4 separate regions of the Mus musculus genome follow, and all the other regions are linked to region 4. The links are chromatin loops, found by intact Hi-C in ENCODE. Cell type or tissue: gastrocnemius. All regions are shown on one strand. Links, peaks and the distances in the headings refer to the core of each region. The heading gives the core; the rest is flanking DNA. Region 1 overlaps Farp1 (FERM, RhoGEF (Arhgef) and pleckstrin domain protein 1 (chondrocyte-derived)). Region 2 has its middle 13 kb from the start of Gm33173. Region 3 holds the start of Gm33173 (a long non-coding RNA gene). Region 4 holds the start of Ipo5 (importin 5).

Evidence for each region. A loop is a pair of places that touch in the nucleus more often than their neighbours do. Peaks named below come from ENCODE experiments on the same cell type or tissue, not always from the same donor. Only the 100,000 strongest peaks of a DNase experiment are listed, where the experiment ranks them.
Region 1: it touches region 4 in a loop (4-fold over the local background); 3 of 42 quality-filtered maps call a loop at or near these places.
Region 2: a loop joins it to region 4, with 3 times the contacts of the local background. A loop is called at or near these places in 26 of 42 quality-filtered maps.
Region 3: it touches region 4 in a loop (2.9-fold over the local background); 26 of 42 quality-filtered maps call a loop at or near these places.

What each region holds. Positions count from the first base shown.
Region 1 is chr14:121,217,113-121,224,951 of GRCm38, forward strand. Farp1 (FERM, RhoGEF (Arhgef) and pleckstrin domain protein 1 (chondrocyte-derived)) reads left to right here. Exons shown (of 27, transcript NM_134082.3): 4 at 2,265-2,307; 5 at 5,528-5,606. Among named protein-coding and RNA genes, the nearest start is that of B930095G15Rik, 28 kb to the right of the region's middle. In gastrocnemius, for the core only: CTCF peaks have their summits at 1,717 (motif pointing right) and 3,775 (motif pointing left); DNase peaks (open chromatin) are centred at 1,689 and 3,776.
Region 2 is chr14:120,831,838-120,839,676 of GRCm38, forward strand. No RefSeq gene overlaps it. Among named protein-coding and RNA genes, the nearest start is that of Gm33173, 13 kb to the right of the region's middle. In gastrocnemius, for the core only: a CTCF peak has its summit at 4,098 (motif pointing right); DNase peaks (open chromatin) are centred at 2,405, 3,832 and 4,056.
Region 3 is chr14:120,843,933-120,851,771 of GRCm38, forward strand. It overlaps Gm33173 (a long non-coding RNA gene), which reads right to left and starts at 4,408. Exons shown (of 4, transcript XR_874989.3): 1 at 4,313-4,408. It overlaps Gm52124 (a long non-coding RNA gene), which reads left to right and starts at 7,827. Exons shown (of 3, transcript XR_003951155.1): 1 at 7,827-7,839. In gastrocnemius, for the core only: a CTCF peak has its summit at 3,400 (motif pointing right); no DNase peak of the experiment used is centred there; H3K27ac peaks cover 2,304 bases.
Region 4 is chr14:120,907,060-120,914,898 of GRCm38, forward strand. Ipo5 (importin 5) reads left to right here and starts at 4,135. Exons shown (of 26, transcript NM_023579.4): 1 at 4,135-4,284. The coding sequence starts at 4,195. In gastrocnemius, for the core only: a CTCF peak has its summit at 3,796; DNase peaks (open chromatin) are centred at 2,534, 3,953 and 4,546; H3K4me3 peaks cover 2,511 bases; H3K27ac peaks cover 2,400 bases.

The sequences.
Region 1 (7,839 bases), core at 1,294-6,293, 310 kb after region 4:
TTTAGCACTCGTATCCAGCTTATCAATAAGTCCCACTGGTTTTTAGATAAGGGGGCAGAGAGACTGCCTGCTTGATGCAGTGGGAACCAAACCTCCTCCTTTATAATGACCCTGCTGCTTTGATTACTGAATTGTCCTATTCCTGTGACCAATCGAGGCTCACTAGTGAGGTCCATGCTGGCCAGGTGTACAGAATGAGACTGCCTCAAACACACTCGGTGAAGAACATCATTGCTCATCCTGCCCGGTGATGCGTCACGTAGACATCCATTACTTCATTTACTTGCTTCATGTAGGCTGTTGTAAACATTGTATCACTGTCATAAAAATGTTAAGGTTAGCATTCATTGGATATACATTTTGTATGAACAAATACACGTTTACAGACACAGGTGACCAGATGGAGGAAGATGTGAAGGGACACCTTCAGATACCTGCCGCAGCACCTGTAGCCAGCTGTGCCAACACCTTACCTATAAATAAGAATTGTGCCCTGGCCTTCTTCAGTGACAACACACACATGCACACAAACACACACACACACACAGGCACATACACATGCACACACACACAAACACACATCACATGTATCGTGTTTAATGCCTGAGGTGGTATTTCCTTGTTGTGATTTAGATTTCCAGCACAAATCCTTCCCCGCTGTCGGCATTTTCTTCTTTGCCCTTGAAAGTTTCTCTGTGTAAAGACCTGCCATTCCCAACATCACTTCTACAGGCAGCGTCTGTCTCTTATGTTTCTTTTCACCACGAGGATTTTAACCTTGGTTCTGTCCTAGGTACAAAGAGAGTCCTTTTCAACTGACCAGCAATTCAAGGGCAGTTTTTAAAAAGCTATGCATAGACTGTGTGCTTAGCTTGTGTTTTATTAATAAGGCCAGCTGTTCTTTCTCTGATTTGAATTACATGCAGGGAGCATAGAGGTGAGAGTTAGGACTTAGGGGTGAGTGAACCTAGTTCAGTTCTAGCTGAGCCTCTAGGATGGATCCTGTACCATGCATGACTCAAGTTTCTCTCCTGGACCCCAGGAGTCCCTCTGGCTTTGAGGGGCAGATAACTTTAGGTGGCATGTGATGTATGATAGCATGTATGTATGTAGATAACATGCGTGATAGTAGATAGTCTGTGATGTAGGATAATCTATAAATACTTATCCCTCCTCTCTTGACTCTCAAGGATTTTTCTATTTTGTGTATAGGTGACCATATAGAGAGATATAGGTATATATCATGCATATTTCATTTGGCCACTAATGTGACCATTCATTAGCTGCTCATTCATTAATATCTTCAGAATGGGTAAATATCTACACGTTTAAAAAGCACAAATAAGATTTAAAAATTTGGGCTTTTAAACATGTTTGTTTTTATTGCTTTTAAACGTGTAGGTGTGTCTGGGCACCTGAGTGCAGGTGTCCATAGAGCCAGGCTCATCAGAGTCCCTGGAGCTGGAGTTACAGATGGTTGTTAGCTGCCTAGCACTGGGAACACGGCACTGGGAACCGAACCTTGCTCTGCTGCAGCTCTTAGTTCCTAGCACAGCTCAGCATTCTACTGCTGAGGGCTCCATCCACCCCTGTTCACCATCCACCTGTACTTAAGAAAGGGTGTTTTTACATATATGTTAATATGTACATAAGTGTTTTGCCTACATGTATGTAAGAGTACCACGTCCGTGTAATGCACACAGAGGCCAGAAGAGGGCGTCAGATGCCCTGGAACCGGAGTTACTCGCAGTTGTGAGTAGCCTTGTAGATGCTGAGGATTGAACCCAGGTTCTCCAACAGAGCAGACAGTATTCTTATCCGCTGAGCCATCTCCAGCCCCTTAAAGAGGTTTTAATGGCCAGGTTCAGGCATAGTATCTGCAGAATGTGCACTAGAACAATCTATAAAAGGAGTTAGCAGAGCTTGGAGCTGTGGTCTTCTTCCAGAGGACCTGGGCTCAGTACCCAGTATGCACATGATGGCTCACAACCATCTACAACTTAGTCCTAGGGGATCCATCACCCTCTTATGGCTCCTAGGAGCACTGCACAATGTGGTACCCAGACATACATGCAGGTAAAATACCTGTACACAGAAAATAATAAAACAAAAGATTTATAGGATGTGGCACTGTGAAATGTGGCATTCTAGAAGAAAAAATGCTCACGACCTCACATTCTCAAAAGTACTTCCCTTTCAGTAGCTTGAAATGGTCTCCAGACCCTTGCCCGTTCTTGCTGACATTCTGTCTCCGTTTGCTCTAGGTGTGGCTGGATCTCCTGAAGCCCATTGTGAAGCAGATTCGAAGTAAGTGTATCCTTTGAGCTTCCTGGTGACAGCAATTGTTAGGCCAGGTGATTCCCAAGTGGAGGTGTCTTTTTGTCTGTGACATGAATCCCTAGAGATACAAATTCCTTGTTCCCTCATGACAGCTTGTCAGCACCCACTAATCCACAGACTGTTAAAATAGGCAACTTCCGCCATTTTCATGCATAATCCTTTGGTAATCAAAACCTCGCTTAGAAATCAAACATCATCTTGATTAATGACTAATGCCTGCTATTAAGCCCCCAGAATAATTGCGCTTGTCTCTTCTGTGCTGTTTGCTGTTTTAACTGTTCTGTGCTCAGGGGAAGGGTGGAGCCTTCTGTTCTTGAAATAGACTTGAGGTTTTCTAATCTTCTTTTCAGAGCCTATGAAATCAGAATGCTAGCATTGTCTGGGGAGAAAGTGCTTAATTGTGAGCGTGAGATTGTGTGTGCTTAATGTGTGTCTGTGTGAGCGTGTGTATGTGACCGTGTGTGTGCCTGTATGACTGTGGTTGTATGGGTCTCTGTAAGTGTGTGTGTGGTATGTATATATGGTATGTATGTGTCTGTCTCTGTGTGTGTGGGGGGGTGGGTGGGGTGGGGGTGGGTGTGTATGAGATGCATGTATGGGATGTATGTTTCTATGTGAGTGTGTGTGTGTATGGTGGGGGGTGTAGTGTGTGTTATGGTATGGTATGTGTCTGTGTGGTGGGGGTGTGGTGTGTGTGTGTTATGTAGGTACGGTATGTGTCTGTGAGTTTGTGTGTATGGCATGTGTGTATGTGTGTGTGTGTGTGTGTGTGTGTGTATGGTGGGTTATGTGTGTTATGTAGGTATGGTATGTGTCTGTGAATGTGTGTGTATGGTATGTGTGTGTGTGTGTGTGTGTGTGTGTGTGTGTGTGTGTGGTGGGTTATGTGTGTTATGTAGGTATGGTATGTGTCTGTGAGTGTGTGTGTATGGTATGTGTGTATGTGTGTGTGTGTGTGTGTGTTGTATGTATCTGATGAGCAAGTAGAACTCTAATATGAATCCAGCCTGTATATTAGAAGAGCTTAAGGGGCCCATGAGAACAATAGGAAAGAGGAAGCATGGTTTTTTGTTCTCAGTCTCCTGGCCCCTGAGCACCAGCTTATCATTTTCTCTGCTTTGAGATAAGCTGTGTTCTTAAATGTTGTCCCAAACGGCCCAGATTCGAGTGGACAAGACCAGAACTGCAGGCTGTAGTTGCACCTGAAGCTCACCACATGTCCTAGCTCACTTTTCTCTGATCAAGAAACACCCCTAGGCCACTCCTATTGATTGCTGTGGATGTAAAGGCATGCAACGAAGTGTCTGTGAGGCCCTCCTACAATTACATTTGATGCTGGCCTCCAGTCATTTAAACTAAGCAGTTCCTGCATCTCTCTGTGGATCCAGATGATTGTCACTTATTCTTGTAGCGATGCATGAGGGGCCCCCTTGTGGTGGGACAGCAGCCATGGTTGCAAAGTCATAACTGGACAGGCCTGCTACAACCTCAGCGTCTCCTCTGTGTGCTGTGACTGGCCCCGTGTGATGAAGATGTCACTTGGCATTGACAACAGCATTGTCCTAGCTTCCGGTCCCTCTAGACCCTCCTGAATATGGAGAAAGCAATGGCCTCTGTCTCCTCAGGCCACCATGGCTGTTTGGAATCAGCCAGTGTCTGACTGACATTAAAGGGTCGGCTTTCCCTCTTACCTGTGCTATACACTCCGCCTTTCCCTAAACTCCAGGTGGCCTTGGAGCTGGTGCCACCATGTCCCCTCATGTTTAGGCTTAAATTGGGAATATCACAGGCTCCTTAGCCTCAGCATGCCTATGTTTTGGCTTAAGAGAGGAAAAAAAAAAAGAAAAAGAATAAAAAAAGATTGTATGCACCATGTGCATGCAGTGCCCAAGTAGGCCAGAAGAGGGTGTCATATCACCTGGGAGTAAAGTTCTGAGTCATTGTGTAGGTGCTGGGAATCAAACCCAGGGCCTCTGTTAGAGCAGCCAGTTCTCCTACCCAGTGAGCCATCTGTCCAGCCTCCACGGCTTGCCTTCTCTCATAATTTGTACACAGCCAACATCTTCACTTTAGAGTACATTGCTTGACCTGTTGCTCTCCTTCCAGATGGCAGCCCCTCGGAGGCTGTTACAACCACCAACAGTCTGAAGTCTCACACTGCAAATCAGTACATTGTACTCAGTTTGGCTTTCTGCTGAATTGAAAAGTTCTCCATCACGTTCTTCTCCAGCCACTTCCTGATTTTGTTGTAGATCCTTGGATATGTGCATGAGACTGTAAAGGCTGCGGTGGACAATGACATAAACAGGGCCCCAGTTCATCTGTATTTTCTCTGCATGTCTTGGAGCTAAGATGTGTTTGATGACGTGGTAGCAGCCATGCTTGCTTTGTAGACAGCTATACACCCTAAACTGTATGAAGGCTTCACATCTCATTATCTCCCTTTCCGATGACTTGAGTCTACCTGTGGATAAAGACGGGTGGTCTGCAAATAGTGTTATCTGCCTTTAATCCCAGCCTCAGACAGAGGCAGGCAGATCTCCATGAAGTTGAAGCCAGCTGGAGCTACATAGTGAGATCCTGTTTAAAACAACAACCAATAAACCAAAAACATTTGATTGATTTAAATACACTGGTTAAGAGCCTTAGCTACTCTTCCAAGAACCTGACTTCAATTCCCAGGACCCACATAGCAACTCACAACTCTCTGCAATCCCAGTTCCAGGAGGTCTGGTACCCTCACACAGGCACACGTGCAGGCAAAACACCAGTGCACTAAATGAACACACAAACACATAAATCAGGACGCTGGAGTCAGAGGCAGGTGGATCTCTATGAGTTCCAGACCAGCCTGGTCTACAGAGGGGTTCCATGATAGCCAGAGCTACAAGGAGAAGCCTTGTCTGGACAAACAAAAACAAACAACAGACCAGAAGCACTTGGTGACATACAGCTAAGTGATTAAAAACCCAGAGGATACTGAGCAGTTGAGTGTAGTACTGTGGACGGTTCTTAGATGATTGCCTGTTACTGACCTAGCAGCTGTGGCCATTCTGGGTGGCTCCGTGGTGGTGGTGTCTGGACTCTGGAAACCTTGGGGTGACAGAGATGAGTCGCTGAAACTCTTTCTTGGGGACCTGGAAGGCTTGGATCGCCACACAATTACTGATGTTGTTGTTCTTTTCAGGACCGAAGCACGTCGTTGTTAAATTTGTTGTGAAATTCTTCCCTCCCGACCACACACAGCTCCAGGAAGAACTTACCAGGTTAGTGGTTGTCAGCGGGCTGTTTTCACTGGAGTGGACAGAGGGAAATCGGACACTAGTCTCTAATCGACTAAACATGTCCGTAGGGTTTATGTGACCGTTAGCTCTGAAGTGCTTACAGGCTCCGCCCTCCTCTCTTCCATCTGTGCCTACAAGACCAAGGGGAGGAGACCATGTTTTGCTGCAGCCTGGGTTCTCTGCAGCCTTGATTGATAATGAAGTGAGACGGCCTTAAAGCCTGTCAAGTCATCTTCCAACCTGTAGTGGCTATTCCTGGTTGTCAACTTGACAATATTTGGAATGAACTACAATCCGGAATTGGAAGGCTCACCAGTGACCCTTATCTGGAGGCTTGGAGATCCTTATCTGGATCTTGGTTTGAAGATCTTGAGCCATAGTGGCTATGGATTCCAGAAGATTGAATCTCCGAGTTAAGGAACACACCTTTAATCTGGGCTATGCCTTTCATCTGGGATTAAAGGTGTGGTGGAACACACCTTTAATCTGGGCTACACCTTTTGCTGGAGACAATATAAGGACATTGGAAGAAGGGAGTCTAGCTCTTGCTCTTGCTCCTTCGCCTGCTTGCTGCGTGAGACTGAGTAACTGCTAGATCCTTGGACTTCCATTCACAGCTGCGACTGAACCATTGTTGGGAATTGGGCTGCCGACTGTAAGTCATCAATAAATTCCTTTACTATTTAGAAATTATCCATAAGTTCTGTGACTCTAGAGAACCCTGACTAATACACAACCGTTACAGTCCAAGATACTTTTAGGGTCTCTTTTGTGAAACGGATTCTGAATTCTGTTAAGAGTGCTTCAGAGGATGTGAATTCAGTTCCCAGCACACACACACACACACACACACACATACAGGGCAGCTCACAACCACCTGTAACTCTAGCTCCAGGAGATCTGATGCCCTCTTCTGGCTTAGATGGGGAGCTTCACACATGTGGTGTACACACACACACTCACACACTCACACACAAACACACACATATGGGGGGGGGTTGATTTTATTTTAAAAGAATGCATCTTTTTTGCTGCTGTGGGAGGTGACATGGCCATTTCAAGAAGGATACCACGTGTGTGTCTCTGATCTCCACAGAGCAGTATTAACCAAGGGCCTTCACACTAGTTCAGGTCTTATGAATGAGTCACCCTCACCCACCCCCACTCGCCACAAACAAGTGACTGAGTTGAAAGTCTCCCTAGTGGGCTGAAGTCACCAGCCATCTGGGAACCGTGGTTGATAGACTTCAAGTCCAGGAGCATTGGCCAGGGCTAAGAACCCAAGTCACAAGACACCCAGAGCCAACAAACAGCCCTGGGCCAGTGAGTTCTTTGCCTTCCGTATCTGGGCTTCTAGGGCAGGAACACGGTGCTGAAGTAAAGCTAGAGCCAGCCCTAGCTGCAGTCGGTTGGTAGTGTGCTTTGTCCGCGTCACTGGGCCCTTCCTTAGTTTGAAAGTCAGAGGCAAGGAGTCTGGTCTTCCCATCCAAGGTTCTTATTTTACAGTCAGTTTGCCTCTTTTTTTTTTTTTTTTAAGATTTATTTATTTATTATATGTAAGTACACTGTAGCTGGCTTCAGACACACCCGAAGAGGGAGTCAGATCTCATTAGGGATGGTTGTGAGCCACCATGTGGTTGCTGGGATTTGAACTCAGGACCTTTGGAAGAGCAGTCAGGTGCTCTTACCTGCTGAGCCATCTCACCAGCCACAGTTTGCCTCTTTTTAACGCTAGTGTACCACTGTCTTTAGAGTTTCAGGGGTTTTGTTGTTTCACCGACTTATCCACCAAGACTGATAAACCCTACCAGATGGGTGGGGCAGGTTTTATTTTCTGCTTTTGTTTTTGGTTCTTGGCATAAATGAAGACATGCTTTTTCAGAAATCCCATCCTTTTGGCTCAATGATAAACAAAAGCTATCTGAGATTTCTATGCAGCCCCATCATTGTCCCCAACACAGTTTGATGTTCAGAGAACCCGCCGTGTTGAGTCTCCCACTCTCTCAAGTTCCTGAGTAAGCAGAAATATCATAGTGGTGACTATTGAGATTTTAGTGGATGGATAAATGACTGGCGGGCTTGAAGGGCGCCTCACTTCATTATCAATCATGGCTGTAAAGAACCCAGGCTGCAGCAAAACATGGTCTCCTCCCCTTGGTCTTGTAGACGAAAGAGACAGAAGAGAGAAGGGTGGAACCCGTAAGCACTTTAGAGC
Region 2 (7,839 bases), core at 1,740-6,739, 75 kb before region 4:
CGTGCCACTTGTTCCTGAACAGTGTGTGTGCATTACAACAATCCAGTTTGACACTCCCTGAGTTCTGTATCTTATTGGTCGGTATTTGTGATTTGTAGCTCAAAGCTTTGTGCATCACAGGTTATGCACACAGCGTCCACGAGAGGGCGATATAGCCTCGCTTTTAAGTCCTACACCGTCAGCGCAAGCGCGGCAAGAGTTCGCGAGCTAGGGGAAATCATTACCAACTTCCTTTCCACGGTGAAGTCAGTGACCCTTCTGTCACTTGGCAAAGCAAGCCAGGCAGCGAGCCTCGAAAGGCCGTCCTTTAAGTTAATGATTTATTGATTTTGCTGCCTGGTTTTGCTTTCACTGAGCCGGAGAGAAGGGGGTTGTCTTTTTAAACGTTCGTAGCTTGTTTGCTAGAATTCTAAACAGAAAGCTAAGCCTTCCTAGTGTGTTGGAATGCTCCATGTATGCAGTGGCTTTGTGGATGCTGACTGAGGACCTGCCCCCTAGCTGTTTAGTTCAATGAGAAGAAAGCAGGAAGACCAGAGATAATATAAGCGACCCAGCTGCCCTAGGGTTGCATTAGACCCAGCCCTTGACCAGAGCCTGGCCTCAACTTCTCAGCGTGGGTTTGCACAAACCACAAGTGAGGCCAGCTGCTCAGAGAATGAGTCAGCCCCCAGAATTCCATATGCAAATAAAGACAGAGCCGTTCCCCCAGACGCCTGGATGAGTTCCTGGAAGATCAGAATGCTTGGCAGTTCCCACTGAAGGTTTGAAGCCGCTGGCTGACTTCTTCTGCACATGAGATCTGACTCCTAGCATCGTTTGCACCCTGGAGACCAGGAAAGACCATACTGCAATGTGCTATGTGTCCATGTCAAGAGGTCTCTGGTTTTGTGCCTTTTTGCCCCATGATAGAAGTTGTTCTGTTTCAGAACAAGTGAGACGTCAAAATAAGAAAAGGGGTGGGTCTCACTGCAGATACTTCAGTCTTTAAGAGAAGAAATGGTTCCCTGTGGTTAGCAAAAGAGCAGAGCTCAGACTACCTCTGTTCAGAGCCTGAAGCACAAAGTTCTCCAGGGAGAAGAGGAGACCACACAGCCAACCCCAGGGTCTTCTTACCTCCTGGAATGGCCACTCTTCTGGATAGCTTTATGTCAACTTGACACACGCCAGAGTCATCTGAGAGGAGGGAACATCAATTAAGAAAATGCCTCCACACTGTAATTGGTAGGGGTGGCCCTAGCCTACAGTGGGTGATGCCATCTCTGGACTGGTGGTCATGGGTTCTATAAGAAAATAGACTGAGCAAGACAGACGAGGCAAACCATGCAGAGCAAACCAGTAAGCAGCACCCATCCGTGGCCTCTACATCAGTTCCTGCCGCCAGGTCCTTCTCCTAAGTCCTGTCCTGATTTTCTACAGTGATCTGGAAGTGTTAAGCTAAATAAGTCCTTCCTTCCCCAGCTTGCTTTTGGTCATGATATTTCATCACAGCAATAGAAACCCTAACTAAAGCAAGTTGGTATCAAGATGGTAGGGTATAGTAGGGTAGAGCTATGACAACCCTGACCATGTTATTTTGGGGAAGATTATGGAAGGACTTTGGAACTTGAGGCTAGAAAAGCCAGAGTGCTCAGTACCTGGTGAGTGTACTGTAGGAGCTTGGAAGATAAGAATGTTAAAAGCAGAACAGAAGATGGGGCCTAGGGGGGCGGAGATACGGCTCAGTGGTTAAGACTCTTCTTCTAGAGGTCCTGAGTTCAATTCCCAGCAACCACAAGGTGGCTCGAAATCACCTGTAATGGGATCCATTGCCCTCCTCTGGGGAGCATGAAGATGGTATACTCATAAATATTTTTTTTTTAAAGATGAGGCCTGTCTTGTGAAGTTTCAGAGGGAAGTTTAAAAACTATCGGGACCATTTGCTATTTTGATTTGAGATTTCATGAGTCTGGTTAGCTGGGGCCCAAGAATCAGCTGTGTTTAACACGATAGTAGAACTACTAACGTGAAACCTTTGCTTTGTTGGGATACTGGATACTGGCCAGCCGGAGCTGAGAAATTATCAGTGATTAAGAGGTTGAGGTTAACTCTTATGGGAAGTGTTTCCTGAGAGTCAGCACACAGAAGCTGTGTTCCAGAGGCAGCCAAGTTTGTACCTCATGCTGGCATCTGAACTTGGTAGTATAAGAGTCATCCAGATGGTACCAGTTTTGAAGTCAGGAAGGGGCCATGGAAAACAGCTGAGGCTTGGCACTGTGAGAGGCCAGGAGAGGCCACCGGGGAAGGTGCAGCCTTGGTGGCAGTTGAAGTCCTAGGACTGAAGGGACCAGGAAAGAGAAGGTGAGGCTTGGCACCGTGAAGAGAGTCAATGAAAAGCTACTGATGAGAGCAGAAACCCCCCGGCCTTTTGGAAATGGCAGTACCATGGATGACCACCAAGAATAGCAGCTGCTGTGCAGTGGAGCCAGCGAGGCCTGGAAGACAAGCTGTGTGTGCTTCAGAGCCAGAGAATGACCCACGCCCCTTGGAGGAGCCCAGAAGACCATGAGTGGAGCTCAGATATTGAATGCTCAGTGATTTACACTTTTGGGAGTTTGCTTTTGCTTTGATTTCGTTGTGACTTTTCTCTGGTTCTTCTCTCTCGAAGTAAGAAAATATTTAACTTTATTTTATTTTACAGGAACGCGTAGTTTGAGGCACTTTGAATTTTTAACGTGATTGAGTTTGTAAAAACTGCGAGGTTTTTTTTAAAGTTATTTGTATTTTTAATGTGAGACCGTGGGGATGAATGAGAAAGGAAAGTGATGTCTGTGTCAGGTTGACAAGGAGTCAGTTGTGCTGGACAGTTTAATGTCAACTTGACACAAGCTAAAATCACTGAGAGGAGGAACCCGCTCTCTTCAGTGGTTATCTTAATTAGGGTTTCATGGCTATGAAGGGACAACATGATCAAAGCAATTCTTATAAAAGAAAGCAGTTAATTGGAGCTGGCTTACAGTTTCAGAGGTTCAGTCCATGGTGATGTGCAGGCAGACACGGTGCTGGGGGAGCTGAGAATTCTACAACTTGACTGAAAGGCAGCAGGAGACATTTTCACACTGGCCAGACTTGAGCATATGTAAAGCCCCACCTCCATAGTGATACACTTCCTCTCACAAGGCCACACCTCCTCCAATAAGGCCACACCTCTTAACCGTATCGTTCCCTTGGATCAAGCATATTCAAACCACCACAGTGGTTGATGGAGGATGGTCCAGTCCATTGTGGGTGGAGCCATCCCTGGGCTGGTGGTCCTGCGTTCTATAAGCAAGCAGGCTGAGCAACCCATGTGGAACTAGCAACCTCTGCATCAGCTCCAGTCTCCAGGGTCCCATTCTATTGGAGTTCCTGTCCTGACTTCCTTCAGTGATAGAATACGGATGTGGAAGTGTGAGGCAGATAAACCCCTTCCTCCCCAGCTTGCGTTTTGACCATGGTGTTTTCTTGCATCGACAGAAATGCTGAGTAATATGGCCACTGAGAACTGAAAGGACTGAGCTGTAAAATGTGTGAGCCTAGGGATGGAGAAAGCAGGGATCCTCATCCTCCCCCAGGGACCACAGTGGCTCTACAGAGGACAGTCAGTATTGAAGCCAGCCTCCCTCTGTCAGACAGGAGTGGGAAGAGCTAGAGGACCTCCTTAATCAGGGTAACCTTCTCACGTGGGGAGCCCTTAGCTCAAACAAGCAAGTGGTTACTGGAGTCTAGCCCAGGTGTCACTGGCCGCACCAACTGCCAAGGGCTATGTTTGCCCAAAGGAGATTCTTTCCTCTCTACCTTGGAAGAGCTCAGAGTTAGCTCTGAAGGCCACATGACAGCCAGAAGGAACCATAGTACTGATTGAACCTTGGCTTTTTTTCCTGCCACCTGCCTGTCCCCGACCACCAGACCCTATAACCCTCTGGGTCCTAAACACTCAGAGAGGGGTAGCCCACAGGAGATACTAGCCTTTCTCCTAGTCGGGAGCATATGATGTTGGCTCAGTTTTAAATTTTCGAGACGTGAAATGATGGTTGTGATTCAGCTTTGGGAATTAAGGACAGCCAGAAAGACACTCAGCCTGCACAGCAGATGGAGCTAAGTCTCTATCTGATGCCAAGCTAAGCCTTAAAGCCTCAGGGAGACATAATGAATAAAAGACCTGCAAATCCCCAAGTCTCTCCCCTGTACTCTCACCAGTCAGGTTTGAGAGCAATAGTCCTGCTTTAAAAAATGCGTCCTTGGGGGCTGGAGAGATGGCTCAGAGGTTAAGAGCACTGACCGCTCTTCCAGAGGTCCTGAGTTCAATTCCCAGCAACCACATGATGGCTCACAGCCATCTGTAATGAGATCTGATGTTCTCTTCTGATGTGTCTGAAGAGAGTGACAGTGTGCTCACATACATAAAATAAATATCTTCTGGCCTCCTTGGGAACACACACACAAACATGCACTTGCATACGAATATACATGCACGTACATGAACACGAGTGCACACACACACTCCATTACCCTCATGCAGACATTCACACATACACTAAAATAAAAATAAAAGGCTGGAGAGACAGCTTAGCAGAGCATATGCTGCTCTTGTAAAGGACCCAAGTTCAGATCCCAGCACCCACTTTAGATGACTGACATCCTCCTATATATAGCTCAGGTCCAGGGGATCCAGTGCCTTCTGGCCTCCATGAGCACTGCACTGCATTCACACGCACAACCCACACACCCCTCCATATACCACACATACACACACACACACACACACACACGAATATACCTACATATACATGCATACCTCTACACACACACCCCTCCATACACACACCCCCCCACACACACACATATATTCACACCCTACAAACACCCACATCCCTCTACACACATATATTCATACCCTACAAACACATCCCTCCAGACACACACACACACACATACCTCCATACACACAGCCCCACACCACACTCCTCTCACACACACATACACCTCCATACACACACACATACACCTCCATACACATACACAAATGCATGCATACCTCTACATACACACCCCTTACACACACATATGCACATCTTACAAACACCCACATCCCTCCATACACCACACACATACCGCACACACCGAGGGACGTGTGCTTACATATGTATTAATTAAAATAAATCTTCTTTAAAATAAAAATCTTTTAAAAGATTCATTCATACTGTCCCATGATGAGCTAAGCGAAAGTCTAGCCAATTCTGCCATAAAAATCTATCAGGACAAGCCGTGCTAGCGAGCGACTTCCCAGTTCTGCTCTCTGAGATCTTCAGCTAATCATCTGAGCCAAAATTCGCTCCTTTCTGCAAAACCTATGGGGTGGATGTGGGGGCGGGAGGGGGGGGAGTGAGTTGACATATAATTTTCAAGGGCTCTTGCAGCTAAAGAATTCCTATATTCTGACCAAAAATAAGTATCGCATATATGACAAGTTTAAAACACACTTAAACAGAGCTGGGGTGTGGCTTGGTGATAAAGCTTGAGATCAGGCACAAAGCCCTCAAGCTGCACATCACACTGCCTGCATCCGTTATGCACGCAAAGCCCTGTCAGGTGCCGCGGCTGCCAGGGTTCACCCTGTGCTTCAGGAAGAGAGACCTAGTCGTCATTTGTCTATCAGAGAGGATGTGTGCAAACATGGCCATCAGGGGTTTCCTGAGACAGCGAGAGCACTGGGTTTGGAAAGGGGACTTTTTGTCGACAGATGAAGTGGTTCGCACCCTTCCCGAGGCTGCAGCCTGTTAACACAGCTCCTCATGTGGCTGTGACCCCCAACCAGAAAATCATTTTTGTTTCTACTTCATAAACGTAATCTTCCTACTGTTATGGATCGTAATATAAATATCTATGAAAGGGTCGCTCACCCCAAAGGGTTAAGAACAACCGGTCCAGAGGGAGCACAGGGAGAATGTCAGCACCTGGGTGGGTACTGGACGGTAGCTCTAAGTAGGGATTGCCAGCTATTGATCTAGAGGCCATACAAGGCCCACGACTGTGTCTTCAGTTAGCGTAGGACGCTCTTAATTGAAGGCTCACCAAAGTTCCATGTTTTCTTTTTTAAAGCCACATTTTCAACTCTGCATGTGTGTTTCGAGAGTCGAGGGATTTGGAATGACTAAAATGAAATGCCTTATTGCTCAAACACTAACGAAAAGGAAAGACTTCTAAGCTGAGGTGGACGGGATGGCCTGACAAGGCGTTCCACCTCCTTGTCTTCATGACCTGTGAGGACATCTGTAGCAAAGAGTACCAAGGTTGCCTGCATTGCTATTGAACAGGTTGATATTCTCCTCACCAGCACATAGTAGGCTCACCCTGGGTTATCCATGGAAACCTAGAGCAATCACAGGTCCTGGGAGGGGCGATGGGGGAGGGACATGGCATAGCATTGCTGGGCTGTTGTCTTTTTTTTTTTTTTTTTTTTTTTTTTTAAGTTATCTTTGGAGCCCTGGATGTTCTGGATCTCACTCTGTAGACCAGGCTGGCCTCAAACTCAGATATCTGCCTGCCTCTGCCTCCCAAGTGCTGGGATTAAAGGTGTAAGCCATCCCAGCCTATTGAAACCTCTAACCGGGGCTGGTGAGATGGCTCAGTTGGTAAGAGCACCCGCCTGCTCTTCCGAAGGTCCGAAGTTCAAATCCCAGCAACCACATGGTGGCTCACAACCACCCGTAATGAGATCTGATGCCCTCTTCTGCTGCGTCTGAAGACAGCTACAGTGTACTTACATATAATAAATAAATAAATCTTTAAAAAAAAAAAAAAAAAAAAGGAAAGAAAGAAACCTCTAAACAAACCAATAACTCAATTCACACAAGAGCTGACGGGGATCGGGGTGGGCTGATTCGGGAAAGACAGGCATTTGAGGCTGCCTAGGTTATAAACCAACTTTCCCTTATTCCAAACCAACAATGAAAACACAGCTTGTTGTAACATACAGACCTTTCCAGAGAGCCTCCTCCCTCAGGGTGCGATAGCTAGAGAGACATACACTACCACAGAGCACCTCTGCTGGAGATGTTGGAGTGCCCACTCTGTTATTCCGTCCAGGGTTTACCAGTTCCTGGCTCCTGGCATTTGCAGTGCTGAGAGACTAGGGTTTATCTTGACAAGAAACAACAGCACGGATATCCAGGTGGCCTTTCCAAATTCCAGAGCCTAGGAAAACTTGGTCAGATTCGCCCCCTTGGTGAGTAGTGGGGAGCACTGTGGCACCGTGGGAGAGCAGAGCAGAGCAAAACGTGTTGGCGATGTCAGCCAGACAGAAGGGTAAAGAAGGAGGCAAGAAAGGCATCTTATTTTAAGGCTAATTCATCATGCATTAGAATCACACAATGAACTTGTTTAAAATCCTAGAGGGCTCGGGCCCACTCCCAAGACTTAGGGGCTGTGGAGTCGAGATCGTGAGACTGGCGCTGAGATGCTGTTGGTCCAGGGAAGCCCACTCTGACGTCACTGTCCTCTGATGTTTCTGTAGTATCCCTAATGTCTTAAGGAGGAACGTGGGCTGCTGCTGGGGATGCGCTTGCAACGTTTGAACAGTGAGTGTTGTTGTCTAGAGAAGGCAAGGTAGTGACTGAGCGCCAGGGAACATGATCCCCACCCCCCACCCCCAGGCAGTTGTAAAAAAGAATAGGGAAGCCAGGCAGTGTCCTGAGAGGGGCTGGGTTTCTCTGAAGATCTAGAGGAATGGTTGGACACCACAAAGTGAACTCAGAGGGATTTCTGTGGGCTTTCGGTTTGATGGTTTGATTGCGCTTTGTTTTGATTATCCTCCTGCACCAC
Region 3 (7,839 bases), core at 1,467-6,466, 63 kb before region 4:
CCAACACACATGTACATGCATGCACATGCATGCATACACACACACATACACAAGCACATACATGCATGCATACACACAGGCAGTGCACACACACATGCATTTGTGGGCCTGGGCACCAGAGGTTTTCTATGGAAATCTCTAGCCAGGCCTGGTGCAAGGGTTCTGGTGAAGTTCCAGGTCAGCCATGGTTACCCTGTCTTGGGGCCAGCAAGAAGGCTGGGGGGGAGGGGGGGTAAAGTGTTTGCCACACAAACCTAAAGACCTGGGTTTGATCCCTGAAACCCATGGGATGGAAAAGGGAAAACCAACTCCTGAGATTGTCTTCTGACCTCCACACTTATGCTATGAAGCACAAGTGTGAGTGTTTGATTCACCACTGGTGGTACTGTTTGGGAAGGAGCAGGAGCAGCGGGCCTCACTGGAAGGATGTGTGTCACTGGTGTTGGGCTTTGAGATCTCAAAAGCACACACCATTCTCAGTTAGCCTTCTGCCTTATATATGTGTCTCAAAATGTAATCTCTCCACTACTGCTGCAATGCCATGCCATGCCTGCCTGCTGTAGTGCCTGCCTGCCTGCTGCCTGCTGCCATGCTTCCTGCCATAATGTTCATTGATTTACCCTCTGAAACTGTTAAGCCCCCAATGAACTTTTTATTCTCTAAGTTGCCTTGGTCATGGTGTCTTGTCACAGCAACAAGAAAAGTAACAAAGATGTCAGCTAGGCAGGATAACCAGTTTGCTCTACAGTTCCTATCTCTGCCTTCTGAGTGTTGGAATTACAGGCAGGTTACCACACCAACCTAGCATTTCTGCCAGTTCTGGGAATGTAAATTGTGGTTCCATACCGGCCTTGAGCCATCTTGCTGGTAAGAGTTTAACCACCCATAAAAAAAAAAATAAAATAAAATAAAATAAAAAAACTGTAGCGTGTACCCCATTAAATAAATGAATGAATGAATGAATGAATGAATAAATAAATAATAAATAAATAAATAAAAGAGTTTAACCACTGAGGCATTTCTCCATCCATCCCTGCCATTTCTTGATAATGTTTCATGGGAGAAGCACTGTGTTTAAAGCTTTATCTATATGAATAGTAACTGATTACCATAGTTTTTCCAGTAACAATGTTGTCAAACCAACTCCTCTGGCCAGCTATCTATAGGGTTTCCATTGCAGTGCAGAGACACAATGACCAAGGCAACTCTTAAAAAGGACAACATTTAATTGGGGCTGGCTTACAGGTTCAGAGATTTAGTCCATTATCATCAAGGTGAGAGCATGGCAGTGAAGGCAGCCAGCAAGAGACTCTCTTCATAAGGCAAACAAGAGGAGAGTCTCTTCACTGGGAAGATCCTGAGCCTCAGAGTAACCCCCACAGTGACACAATTCATCCAACAGGGCCACACCTACTAACAGTGCCACTCCCTGGTGAGCCAAGCCCCTCCCTTTTAGGAAAATGCCAGCCATTCGTGACCCTCTGTCTAAAATCTGTGGATTATCTACCACTGGAGGGTTGGGGTGGGGTTGTTCCAAACAGCCGCTTTCCCTTCAGCCTTCTCATACAGAAACTCAGCCAAAGATGGTGGCCTCAAACTTCATAGGAACCTTTTCAGTGAGTACCTCAGCAGCTTCTTCTAGGACCCAAAGTTTGCATTCAGGAAGGGTCTGTCCCAAAGAACAATGCTGCCCTCCAATAGCAAAGGGTCACCTGGGGGCTGGAGAGATGGCTCAGTGGTTAAGTGCACTGACTGCTCTTCCAAAGGTCCCAAGTTCAAATCTCAGCAACCACATGGTGGCTCACAATCTGTAATGACATCTGACGCCCTCTTCTGGTGTGCCTGAAGACAGCTACAGTGTACTTATAAATAAATAAATATTTTTTAAAAACAAAAAACAAAGGGTCACCTGACTCATTTTTCACTCAAAGCCAACACGGCTTCCTCCACCCATGATCCCCTGCATTCTGCCCCACTGTGCTGTCAATCAATGGTCTCTGTCTGGTGAATGGTGGTTCTGGGATTGCCAGTGAAGGTAAACTGTAGCAAGCACAGAGTTCAGACTCTGCAAGGGAGCAGGACACCCGGAGACAGAGGATTTCAGAGCACCTGAAGGAGGACTTGCTGCTAAGGGCAGACTTTTGTTTTAACTGACTGGGTTCTGTTACGTAAGCCATTGTTCACAGTGTGTCTTTCACCCTAATGCATCTGACTTCAATTGTCTGTGTGCCCAATCATGCCTAGACATGAGATGGTAAACAGGGGGTTCCCCCTAAAAGTTCACTTAGAGAACACAGTGTGACCTACTGAGAGTGCGCTCCATCAGCCCAGGCCGGATCAGCACTCAACCGCCAGTCCTAGACAGTTCTGAGAAGGTGCCACAGGAAGAGAGTCAGAGCTGCCAGGGCGATTTGACCTGACTGCTTTCTTTGGAGAGGGGTGTGTGTGTAGCTCTGAGAGGGTGTGGGTTCAGTTGCTTTGCTGGGAAAGGGATGTGTCTATCTCAAGCCAAGCAGAGTCCCAGGCTAACCTGTCCCTAGGCTTCCCTGTCGCACAGGTTTTACTCCAGGATCTTCCTCCCCTAGCAGTCCTTCCACTCTCACTCAGTCCTTAATGGTGATTCAGGGTTTCTACAAAGTGACATTGCCGTCTCTGCTGAAGTGTCAGGCTGAGGCTTAGCAGCTGAATCACGGAGCATTGCTGAGACCTCATGACCTGTTTGCTCATCTCTCACCGCTGAAGAAGCCAAGGCTGGGAGGAGCTGAGAGTACCAAGGTCACCCAGCTGGAGCTTGAAACTGGATTTGTAGGATGCCAAAGCCAGGCTGTGGCGGCTCCTCCTCCTCCTCCTCCTCCTCCTCCTCCTCCTGCTCCTCCTCCTCTTCCTCCTCTTCCTCCTCACTCTTTAAGGAGCTGATCTGATCAAATAGTGATTGTGTTTGCCTGTCAGAGGCCAAAGCCCAGGCTGCACCTTGCCCCACTCTTAACAAAGGTTTATCTACATCTTTTTGCAGGGAATAAACTACAGTGATTGCTACTTCCAATTTCTGATATAAAAAGAAAGTGCTAGAAAAAAAAATTCCTGCTGCTCCAGTTTTAAGTGAATCCTGTATTGTCAAGACACTGGGAGTCTAAAATTGAGCCCTTTAGGGAGCCAGGGGTAATTTTTAGAATCACAGTGAATTACAGAGGCAGGCAAGTGTCTCTGATGAATGAGTTAGCAAAAAGCACTCTACTACAGTTCAAACCCCTGAAGTCATATTAGCTGTTTTTAGAACACACCAACCTTCTGCTAAGTTCAAGCCAAGTTCAGCAGGCAGAGGGAGGAGCGCTCGGCTGACACTCGGCTGACACTCAGCTAGCACTAGGCTGGCATGGCCTGCAGAGGGAAGAGCTCAGACTTGGGAGGCAGGAGCACTGACTTCAAGCCCAGCTGTGTGCCTTGGCATAGCCTCTCCGAGGCTCACACTCGCAGGTATGCCGTGGAGGACTGATCCTCAGTCATGGAGACAATAAATATAAATATTCGGTATTCAAATCAACAACAGGGTGAACACCTGATGCTTGTCAGTCAAGGGCACCACTTGTAGTGAAAACAGGAGGAGGGAAAGATCTAGAAGAGCACAGTAAGGAAAAGCAGAGTCAGGGGGAGTGGGGTTAGATGCATGGAGGTGGCCACAGCTACAAGGGGACACTGGAGAGGAGAATTGAACGGTACCCAAAAACCGTGGACTTAGGAAGGCACTGGGTCAGATCCAAGCAGGGGACAGGCAGACACTCTAAGCCAGCAGTGGTTCTCAACCTGTGGGCCATGAGCCATTTGGGGTTGAAAGACCCTCTCACAGGGGTCTCATATCAGACATCCTGCATATCCGGTGTTTACATTACTATTCATATAATTAGCGAAGTTATTATGGGGTAGCAATGAAAATACTTTTAAGGTTGGGGGTCACCAGGACATGAGGAACTGTATCAAAGGATTGCTCCCTTAGGAAGGGTGAGAATCACTGCTCTAAAGAGAGTGTAATGAGGAGACAATGTCCAGGAATGGTAGTGTGTGCCTAGACTCCCGGAACTCAGGAACTGTCACAAGTTCAAGGCCAGCCTGGGTCACACAGGGAGTACCAGGACTATAGATCAAGGCCAGAAAGAAAGGAAGAAAGAAAGAAAGAAAGAAAGAAAGAAAGAAAGAAAGAAAGAAAGAAAGAAAGAAAGAAACAAACAAACAAACAAAAAGAAAGAAACAAAGAAAGAAAGAGAGAGAGATACAGATAGATCCAGTGAGCGAGGCTTGAGCAGACCAAAGGAAACACCTGGTCCTCTGCCTCCTCAGGATGATGCAGCATCAAGGCGTGGCCAGATGAGAACCTCTCCCTCTGGAGCGCCCCAGCTCGTTGACTGTAAGAGATAGAGAGCTCTTCCTTATAATCACCTTGTGGTGATATTTTTGTTATAGGGAGAGAAAAAAGAAACAGGATTATCGCCCTCCTGTTCTCCCTTCTCCACACCCTGCCATTTCCACCCAAATGGAAAGCTGGTACCCAGTGATGCATGCAGAGTCTAGAAGGGAGGTCCTAGCAGACAAAGCCCAGGAAAAGTGAAGGTCTGCAGTTTCCACAGTGTGGGGTTAGGGAGGGTGGGGGAGGGCATGACAGCCCCTTACTCGGAAAGATTAAACAGCTCGAGTCTTTATGTGAATCAGAAAGATGATGTATAAAAACACTGCCACCCTTTAAAAGGAATGTATTGTTCAGAATTTCTACAAAGCCTAGGCCCACCCCCTCTCTGGCTAGTCTGAACCGACTTTTACAACCTGCTGTCGCAGAAAGAGCAGCGAGTCAGACAAATCTAAAGCAATACACAAACATCTGAACCATAAAAGCACAGACATACGAGTAAGGCTATACAGACTGAGCAGATTTATTTATATATTTAGGAATATACTTGTAACATCAATTAAAGATAAAGAGGTCATTTCATTCAGAGAGAATAGGAATGGGGTGTACACTTTCTTTAGAAACCAATTCCCAAATCTGAGAACAATTTGAGAAAGTCCTAAAATAATGGCCGTGTCTGCTCTGCTTCTGTCTCTGCGTCATCGCTTGCAAGAGAACTGTTTCAGCCCCGTTGTGGATACAGATGGCCCTGACCTACCTTCCCTCCCTGGGGTCCTGAGCTGCTGGGAAAGTGGGTCTGCCCGGCGGCCTGCGCATCCTCACAAGCCTGACCAAACTGGGTAACGGGGAGACTGAGGTGTCCAGCCTCTTCTTTTCCAGCCCCTCTCCTCAGGGCATCCACTGTCTCTGTCCACCCCCACTCGTGCATCAGCTTGTACCCAGTGCTGTCTGCCACGTCCTCTGTTCTGGGAGCACAGCCTTGGACTCCTGGTGCGTGGAAGCTGTAATTCCTCCTCCCCAACAGAGTGCAGGCTGGGAGCCCAAATGCGCAGAATCAGACTTCACAGTCTCGGATATCCCAGCAGCGCAGGAACAATCCACACTGGTTGGCGCCTGGTGGCACATCTGACAGTCTTACCCTCTTGGTTCGTCCTCCAGCATCTGAGCTTTCTTCCTGGATGAGACGCAAGACTAGGGAGCCTGGAGTGCACCTGCCCACAGGGGAGTTCATCCCTTAAACATTTCAACGCGACCTTGTAGTCTGCGTATGTGCTAAGCCGCGTTTATGGTGATTCTGGCACACATCGACAGATGAACTAAGCCATATGGAACCACTGTTATGTGGCTACACTCACACACATGTGGCTACACTCACACACATGTGGCTACACTCACATACATGTGGCTACACTCACACACATGTGGCTACACTCACACACATGTGGCTACACTCACATACATGTGGCTACACTCACAAGTGGCTTTACTCACACACATGTGACTACACTCACACACAAGTGGCTATATTCACACACATGTGGCTACACTCACACACATGTGGCTACACTCACATACATGTGGCTACACTCACACACAAGTGGCTTTACTCACACACATGTGACTACACTCACACACAAATGGCTATACTCACACACATGTGGCTACACTCACATACATGTGGCTTCACTCACACACATGTGGCTTTACTCACACACATGTGGCTACACTCACACACAAGTGGCTATACTCACACACATGTGGCTACACTCACACACATGTGACTATACTCACACACATGTGGCTACACTCACATACATGTAGCATACGCTTACACAAACTCATATACACATAAGTAAAAATAAAAATCTCTTCTAAAACAATAGCTAAGTCTTTTCTCTTCACGAGGAAAATTAACAAAGAATAGATACCTGAATAAAGGAGCCGTGTGTGTGTGTGTGTGTGTGTGTGTGTATGTCATGGGGGGAAACAGTTGACTCAATAGAACCTTCTCATTCAAGCTCACTCCACAGACTCTTCCTGACTGGGCAACACTTCCAGCAACTTACACTTCTGGCCCTGAACCAAAAGAAAATAAACAAATGTTGACTTTTTTTTCATATTTAAGATCCATTTTAAAGGGCTAAATGAGGGGAAAGTCAGCCTACAGTTGTTTTTGTTGTTGCTATTGTATTCTTTTGGGATTTTGCTATTTGGTATATATATATATATATGAAACAAAAAAGTATTTTTCTGTGTAGTCCTGGCTGTCCTGGAACTCACTCTGTAAACCAGGCTGGCCTTGGTTTGACCTCTGCCTCCAGATTAAAGGCGTGCACCACTGCACAAGGCAAGTTTCCTGTTAATGAAACTTGACCCAGGAACCATTTCTAAAGACAAGTTACAAGTGCACTCTTTCTGTGAAGGGTAGCATCAGCCTTCCTTCACCGGGTTTCTTGAATGTCTTTTGTAAATCTTAGATTTAGTTCAAATACAAGCATAAAACAGACAGAAGATTCACTAAGTAGCCCAGTCACACTGATCTTGAACTCAGCTTTGATTCTAAACTGTTTCAGAAACAAAGAGGAAAGAGAAGATGATAAATTTCTAAAGAACTAGATATTCGAATTCAAGGGCAACTTAAATCAAATCTATCCAGTCACTTAGGGCCACAGTTTTATGTCTAACAAGCTGGGGTTACACCAGCACTGGCCATCTCTGTGAGACAATGTCTCTAGAATACTTTCCCTCCCCTGTCATAATTTGTCAAATGTCATTATTCACGCAGAAAATATTTAAGGATGCTTATATACCATCACTGGCTCTAACTCCTAAAGACACCATGGGAAGATCACAGTTCTGTCCTTGGAGATCATAGTTAGTGGGAGAACGACTGGACCAGCTGGAAAACCCCTGTGGACCATGAGCTAAGAGTGCTTAGACCAGGACAGACCAGAAGGGGCCACCCAGGAGAACGAGGAACACACACACTCACACACACATATACACACACACAGACACACTCACAGATACACATACACACAGAGAGACACAGAGACACACTCAGACACACATATACATACTCACAGATACACAGAAACACATACACACACAGACACACTCACAGATACACAGACACACACATGTACACTCACAGATACACATACACACAGAGACACACACAGACACACACATACACACTCACAGACACACAAACATACACACACACAGGTACACACAGAGACACACTACACACAGAGACACACACACACACACACACATCTCTCAGGGATAACAGGGTTCCATCACTTGTCTTGGGGTAAAATAACAACTACATTTAACAGGAGTGACCTCCTCAGGAGAAAAAAAAATCTTTTCTTTCTCTTTAAAAAAAATTAAAATTAAAATCTGCCCATTTGCTAAGAACAGAGGCTGGAGTTGTGCGG
Region 4 (7,839 bases), core at 1,026-6,025:
CATACGCACTCACATGCATACTCTCATACCCATTCCATGTAGATATGTGTAGATTGTGTTTCTTTCACATATAAAGAAATAACATACTAAAAATCTTAGCCCTGTATCTCTCTGATTGGGTTGACCCTTCTGTAATAGAAGTATCCTGTCAATAACGACAAGTTGTAAAACATGTATGTTATGTATGTCTGTGGGTACAAGGGCTGCCATAAACACACACTTAGAGGACAGAGGACAGCTTTGTGGGAAGGTGGTCTCCTTCTGCCTTCATGTGGCTTCCAAGAATTGAGCTCATTTGAGACAGAACCCCAGGTGACCTGAGACTCCAGCTCCTCCAGTTTCAGCGACCCCCACACGCAACTCTAAGGAGGCTTTTGGTCCTGGACTCTGCTTGGGTGACATCAGTGCAGTCCGTCGGCCTTCTTTGGGAGACTGTTTATATGATGTGTCTTTTTCCATTCTTTTCCATTCAACATATTTGCCTTCTAAGTAAAAACATTAATCTTAAAAATGAAATCCTTCTGCTAAGTGTATTTTTATTTCATGGTTGAAATGCAGCAAGGGGGACGGTATGTAAAGCCATTTGCCACATTTAAATAAAAACAGTCATCTCCAGAAAATGATTTTTCTTTAGCTCTTGACCAGTACTTGATTTAAAAAACACATGCACCAAGTAAGTGTGTGTGTGTGTGTACACACCACAGCAAATGTGTAGAAGTCAGAGGACAACTTGGACACAGTTCTTTTTCTAATGGGAGTCCTGGGGATCAAACTCAGGTCACCCTGAGTCCTGGGACTAATGGTTTGAACCACCAGCCACCAGGCTCAGCTGTAAATTTTTATCTTACAAGCTCAGAATTGACCTGATTGTCTTCTAAAGGTCTTCAATTCTGTTTATGTCAAGCCAGCAAGGAAAGGAAATTCCGAAGCAAGGAACACCGGTCAGAAAGCGCTGTGCCATGTCTCCAAATCCCTGAGAATCAAGTCAAAAACTGGGAGCGACAGAAAACACTGTAGGTAACTGATTCATATCCCTTTAAGTCAATACCTAGTTTAAATGACCAACTATACAGTGCAACTGTGTTAGCCCCTTATTTTATTCTTTAGCAAAGCACTATCCAATAGAAGTAAAATATGTGTTTTTACATGTTATTTTTGTTTCTAACTAGCCATACTTTAATAAGAGAAACAGCTAAAAATTTTAACTATGTTATATATAACATAGTTAATTTCATTAGTAGACTTTAACCCAATATACTCTTTCTACTTGTTGTCAATATAAAATGTTAATGTCTCATTGTCTTTAAAATTCTATGCACATTTTACATTTTTAAACTAAAAGCACATCTCCTTTTGAACGCATTGAGTCATCAATAGGCACACGCCTTTCATCCTAGCGCTTGGGGAGAAGGAGGAGGAGAGGCTCTGTGATTTCAAGCCCATCCAGAGGTAGACAGTGAGACCCACAAAACAATCGAAGGAAACAGAAACTAATAAAACAACTACTACTCCCATAGAGCTCTTGGTGCACAAACTTATGCTGAGGTGTTTATTGTTTAATAATCATCCATAAATATTTGTTTGTTGTTTTAGTCAAAGCCTCATGTAGCCCAGACTGCTCTCATCTTTATGCAGCCAAGGGAGAGCTTGATCTTGAATTCCTGATCATCCTGCTTCCACATCCTGAGTGCTGTGCTTACAGGCACGAATCTTCAGGCTTCCTCTTAGCAGTGCTGTCAAGCCCAGGACCTCATGCATGCTAGGGAAACACTCTACCACTCATCTACATCCCCCAACCCTGCATATATGCAATGTATAGATTCGGCTCTCAGCAGAGTCTGGGGAAAGGCACTGGGATAAACACTTGGAGTCGAGAGCCAGCCAAGATTTTTATAACAGAATCTGATTTGTGGGAAAATCTATAGTTTTAGCTACGACTATATATATTTGCAAGCCTCTAGGTAATTTGTCTTATTTCACTGTTACCTAGTTAATTAAAAATTGGTTACCCAGGCGCAGTGGCGTATGCCTTTAATCCCAGCATTTGTGAGGCAGAGGCAGGTGGATTTCTGAGTTCAAGGCCAGCCTGGTCTACAGAGTGAGTTCCAGCACAGCCAGGGCTACACAGAGAAACCATGTCTCGAAAAGCCAAAAATAAATAAATAAATAAATTTGTTAGTATGTAATTCCCCAATTTAAGAACTCTGAATGAGTAATTCATGTCCTACCCCTCTTTCTCTCTCTCTCTCATACACACACACACACACACACACACACACACACACACATCAAAATTAAAAAAAAAAAAAATCGACTCCAAACTAATGTCGGAAATGGTCTGACCTTGAAGAAAACAAATGTGGCCAAAGAATGAATTCAAGGTAGGAAATCAGTTCTACACAATAGCTTTGCTGGCCTCCTGTAGAGAAAGAATCCCGCCAGTGTGGCAGCTAATAGTAGAGGGGGTGACTTTCTCCACAAATCAACTAAATGCCACTGTAGAAACCGGGACTGGTTCCCACAATTCCACGTGATCCCAGGGCTTCTGGCCAGATTTTGCATGACCTGACCATGGATGATGTAAGACCAACCTTTAAAATCACCCAAGAGAAAATATTTAATACTTTCAAAATGCACAATTGCCAACAAGAAATAAAAAACTTCAACATAAATCCCATGAGCTGCTGAGCTGTAGTTACAGGCCTCAGGCTGTGGAAACCTATTCCTTAGGAAGTAGTCGAGTCCTTTTGACACAAGACATACATCCCCCTTTTCACCTGCTGTCATCCTCAACTTGGGCAATGCTTTGGACACACAGTAGGCTTTTAACTGAGTCTGGGCAAACAGGAGCTGGGATAAACTTGGGAGCTGAGAGCCAGTCAAGATTTTTACAACAGAATCTGAATTGTGGAGAAAGGTCTCCCCTCTATAGGTGTAGCTGCAACCCTGATTACGTTCTGCTTTTCTGGAGGCCAGCGCATCTATTTTGTAGAACTAGTTTCCAACTGGGGATGCTCTTTCATTCTTGGGCCACATTGTTTTTTTTTTTTTTTCAGTGTAGGACCATTTCATACATTATTTTTTTCTTTTGATATGAGCATTTGAGTCTGTGGACATTAGACATGATTCTGAATAGGACATGATTCTCAAAGTGTTTCAGTTTGAGCTCTGCTCTCTCCTGTTTAGGCAGTCCCAGATAGAAAGATGGGCCAACGCTGGTGTTTAAGCACTAGAGTTTAGGAGGTGAGAGGGAGGCAGCCTCTGGTCCCCTCCATGCTGGCACGCATCAACTATCAATGGATCGACCACGTTAGGGAGTGGCTCATGACTTCTCCCATCCTTAGAGAGCAAGGAAGCTCCAAACACCAGGATGGGTGGCAGTTCCCGGGTGGGGAGCGTGCGTGATTTGATCCGGGACGGAGAGGTGCAGGGGGGAAGAGTCCGTGATGAGCAACCCCTCTTCCGGGACAGTCCCTGGACGTGAGTCACAGGACAGAGGAGGGTAGGGACCGCCTGAGTCACAGGCTGAGGGGGACGACACGACACCACAGGGCCAGACAGATGGAGGGGTCTGCAGAGGCGGGTGTGTGTATGCGTGTGTGCTCGCTGCTGGGGGGATTGGGATGGGGTTAGGGAGGGGGGTCCCGGGGCCCCAAAGCCCTAAGGCGCGGCTACGCGGCGGGCGGCAGGGAAAGGGAGTCCAGCCAGCCCGCGGCGCCGAAATCTCCCGCGCTCAGGAGCTGGCCCCTCCTCCGGGCCCGGCCTCACGCCCCTCGCGGCGGCCCAGCCGGATCGGCTCCTCCCAACCCGCGCCCCGGGAACCCCAACCTCGTCCTAACAGCGGCCCTCTGGCCGCCACACACGCCCGCCAGCCCCGCCTCCCGGCGCGCGCTGGAGTGACGACACCGCAGGGTGCGTGACCAATCGGCGTGGCCCTCGAGGGGGGGCGGCCTCGGGCACGCCCCCCGCGCCGCGAGCCAATGGGACGCCGGCGTCGGCGGCCGCGGCCGGGTGAGAGGGCGCGAGGCCCCGCCCCGTCCTCCCTCGGCCCCCTCGGCCCCGCCCTTCTCGCCCGGCCCCTCATCCCCGCGCCGCCGCTGGTGCCGGTCGCCGCGCTGGGCCCGCCCCCAACCCTCCCGCCGGCCCGCCAGCGCGCCTCACAGCTCCCTCCTTCTCTCTCTCACGCCTAGCGCAATGGCGGCGGCCGCGGCGGAGCAGCAACAGTTCTACCTGCTCCTGGGAAACCTGCTCAGCCCCGACAATGTGGTCCGGAAACAGGCGGAGGTAAGCGAATCGGCGGCCCCGGCGCGCCGATCCTTCTCCTCCGCGGCCGGCCGGCTGGCCCTGGGCGCTCGTCGGCCGGCCGGCCGAGCGGCGCGGGTCGGCCCGGCTGGCGGACAGCGGCCCCGCAGCCCACGTGCGCGCCTCCCGCCCGGCCCCGGCCCTTCCGGCCCGTGCAGCGGCGGCGGCGCCGGTTGCCTCGCCGCCGACCCGCGCACACGTGCCACCGCGCCTGACGCGCCCCGCCCGCGGGCCCTGCACCCCAGCCCTGCTCTCCCTCCCCGCGTGGCCCGCCAGCCCTCGCGGGCGGCCAGACCCCGGCAGCTCCTGACCCGTCCCGCTTCCCCCACCACCCCAGCCGCTCCCTTCCCCATCCCAGCTCAGGGAGAACGCGTGTCCTGCCTGTCGCTGCCTTACGGCGTCTTTCCCCCGAGCCCCTTTCTGGTTTCTAAAAGGAACTGCACACGCCGGTCCCTTCAAGATCGTGTGAAGTTGCCTTTGAGGGATCCCTGCTTGACCACCTCGCTCTGCTCTTCTTCCTTCGAATCTTGTTTGATCTCTAGAGATTTGGGCTTATAAACGGGATATACTGGGGGCTGTGGCTGTCTAACTGGGCCAGTGCCATCTCTTTTTCATATAACACAGATCGTTCTCAATCAGTCTTAGATCAAGGGTTCCATTTCAGATACAGTTATAAGCCCATTTGCAAGCTAGCAATAATATTATTAGCTCACTAGAAGACGGAAGATACATTGTTAGTGTTGAAGCTCAGATTTTTGTGAGGTAATTTCTAGGAAAGTTGATACGTGGAGCTCCTTACGACCCATGGGTCTGAAGTTTTTTAGGAGACTCTGAGGATGTGTGAATAGCTTTACTTACAAAGCAAAGATGTCTTTTATATATAGCTAGTGACGTTGACATGTCTTGTACTTACCGACCTAAAGTTGGGAGCTGTCTTTTAAAACAGTTGCTAATTTCGCTTTGAGTAGAATGGATAATCTGGCCACACTTAGATTTTAGTAAGTAAAGAAGTTGGAGACTTAACTTCTGTGTGAAATGGTGCTTTAAACTATGTCCTTCTTAATGGTGCTTTTAATTTTGGGGGGAGGGGAGATAGCGATGTTTGGCTCTCTAGTTTACACAGGCCCTTCAAACCTGTGGCAGTCCCCCAGCCAAGTTTCCTGAGCGCACCAGTTCCCATGCCCGCCTTATTCAAGTAATATGCAGTGTATAGGGGGAAATTCAAAGGGTACAATTCTTAATCCACTCTCCACGTTTATTTCATGAGCCTTCCTTGAAAACGTATCTTTAAAAGCATTCGTGTATACATTATGTTACCTGGGTGGATTTATAGTATACATAGTTCTGCAAATTGAATTTTCCCTCAGTTTCTTTCACATTGTCACCCAGAAGACCATACATTATATAGATAGGTGCATCTCCCTGTGAGTGAGTAATCCGATACTTTTAGTGCGGTCCAAGAGTACTGCACATAGAAATAACGTGTATACTTGTCTGGACGAAGGTAGTATATGTATGTAAAAGTATGCGTAAAAGTAAACTTGCAACAGTTTCCACTTAGGATATGATGATGCCTAAACATTTTGATACTTTGTGCAAACTCGAGGTAATTTTTTTAAACCAAAGCAAGTTCTTAATCCCACCCTATAATAGAAATTTCCATGTGTTGCAGAGCAGAACTGCTTTGTAATTAGTAAGCTAGTTTAATTCTCCCCCTCCCCTCCAGTTGCTTAAGTCTATTGTCAAGCCTGGTGGGGAATCGCTCTTCTATTGAACTAAATACCAGTGTCCGGTTCAGCTTGAATTCCAATTTGGTGCCTGTTGTAAATCTTTTTATCTCTTACATCCCTTTAGGGATCGTTAGTAGCATTCAGCGCATTTTCTCATAAAGAACAATCGGAAATAAGTACTCTTTGTCTCTATTCCTAGTGGAGATATTTAGGTACTACGTTTTTCCTTAATATGTCCTGAGAATGTATATAGAAAGTGAGTACTGCGACACTGAATTTTCTTAACTTGGCAAAAGAGCAAATTCGGGGTCAGGGTGGTCCTTGATACCATATGGTATAATAGTAAGTTGTAAATAAAACTTCCTAGAAAAACGCCAAAAAAAAAAAAAAAAGGCACAAAAGCTCCTCAATTTGTTTGGGGAGATTTATAAGTAACCCAAACAAGAGGACATACTAAGTCAGATGAAACAACTATGAAAATACTTTATTGAAGCTGAACAATTGGCATGGGCTCCGAGAATATATTTGTAAATTTATTCAGCCAAAATAAAAATACTTAGTCTACAGGGTCCTGGCTAAGGTCACTGTTGCTCTTACAAGGAGGTGAACAGTGTAACTCACATTGTTACAACATACATTGTTACATTTTGTTGAAGTGGTCTAAAGACTTAAATTTTCTAAAATGTTTCTCCTTTTATTTGGGGGTGGGGGAGAGGTTTGAGACAGGGTTTCTCTGTGTAGCCCTGGCTTTCCTGGAATTCACACTGTAGACCAGGCTAGCCTCGAACTCAGAAATCCGCCTGCCTCTGCCTCCCAAGTACTGGGATTAAAAGTGTGGGCCACCACGCCCGGCTCATTTATTCAGACCATTTAATACTTTTTTTCTTCTTCAAATCTACAAGGCCTTTCTAACTTTACAGAAAATGTTTCTCGTATTTAAGGAAATGATTTTGAGTTGGGCATATCTTTAATTCCAGCGCTGGGGAAGCCAAGTCAGAAGGGTCTCTTGAGTTCAGAGCCAGCCTAATCTAGTAAGTTCCAGGCCTGCCAGCCAGGGCTGAGTAAAGAAACCCTACTTCAAAACAGGGAGGGAAGGAAAGGAAAGAAAATGATTTTGAATGTTCATGTATTGGATACAATAATTAACCCCAATAAGGAGCTAAATAAATAATTGACAAGCATTTTAAAGGCATATAGTATCCATAACTGGACAATTTTATCTGATGTTTATTAATTATATGTAATACACTGTAGCCGTCTTTAAATGTTTCAGAAGAGGGCATCAGATCTCATTACAGATGGTTGTGAGCCACCATGTGGTTGCTGGGATTTGAACTCAGGACTTTAGGAAGAGTAGTAGTAAGTGCTCTTAGCCACTGAGCCATCTCTCCAGCCTGAATTTTCTTTTTTATTATTATTATTTTTTATTTTATGTATGTGAGTAGTTGTCTTCATACACACCAGAAGAGAGCATCGGATCCCATTAGAGATGGCTGTGAGCCACCATGTGGTTGCTGGGAATTAAACTCAGGACCTCTAGAGCAGTCAGTGCTCTTAACCACTGACCATCTCTCCAGCCCGGTGAATTTTAATTCTTAATATTCTTCACCAATAATAATTGTACTGAAGAAGGATAACATTGGAAAATATACTTGATTAGGGAACCAAGATATTTATAAAATAGACGTTCCTTGCTCCCTCTTTGGCATTTTCTCAGGAAAGGAACTGTCCTAAAACTGATGGAGTGAGCGAGAGACAAGAGAAACATTTCTCCTTTGTGGGCAGGAGAGGGAGGCAAAGCTTGTAG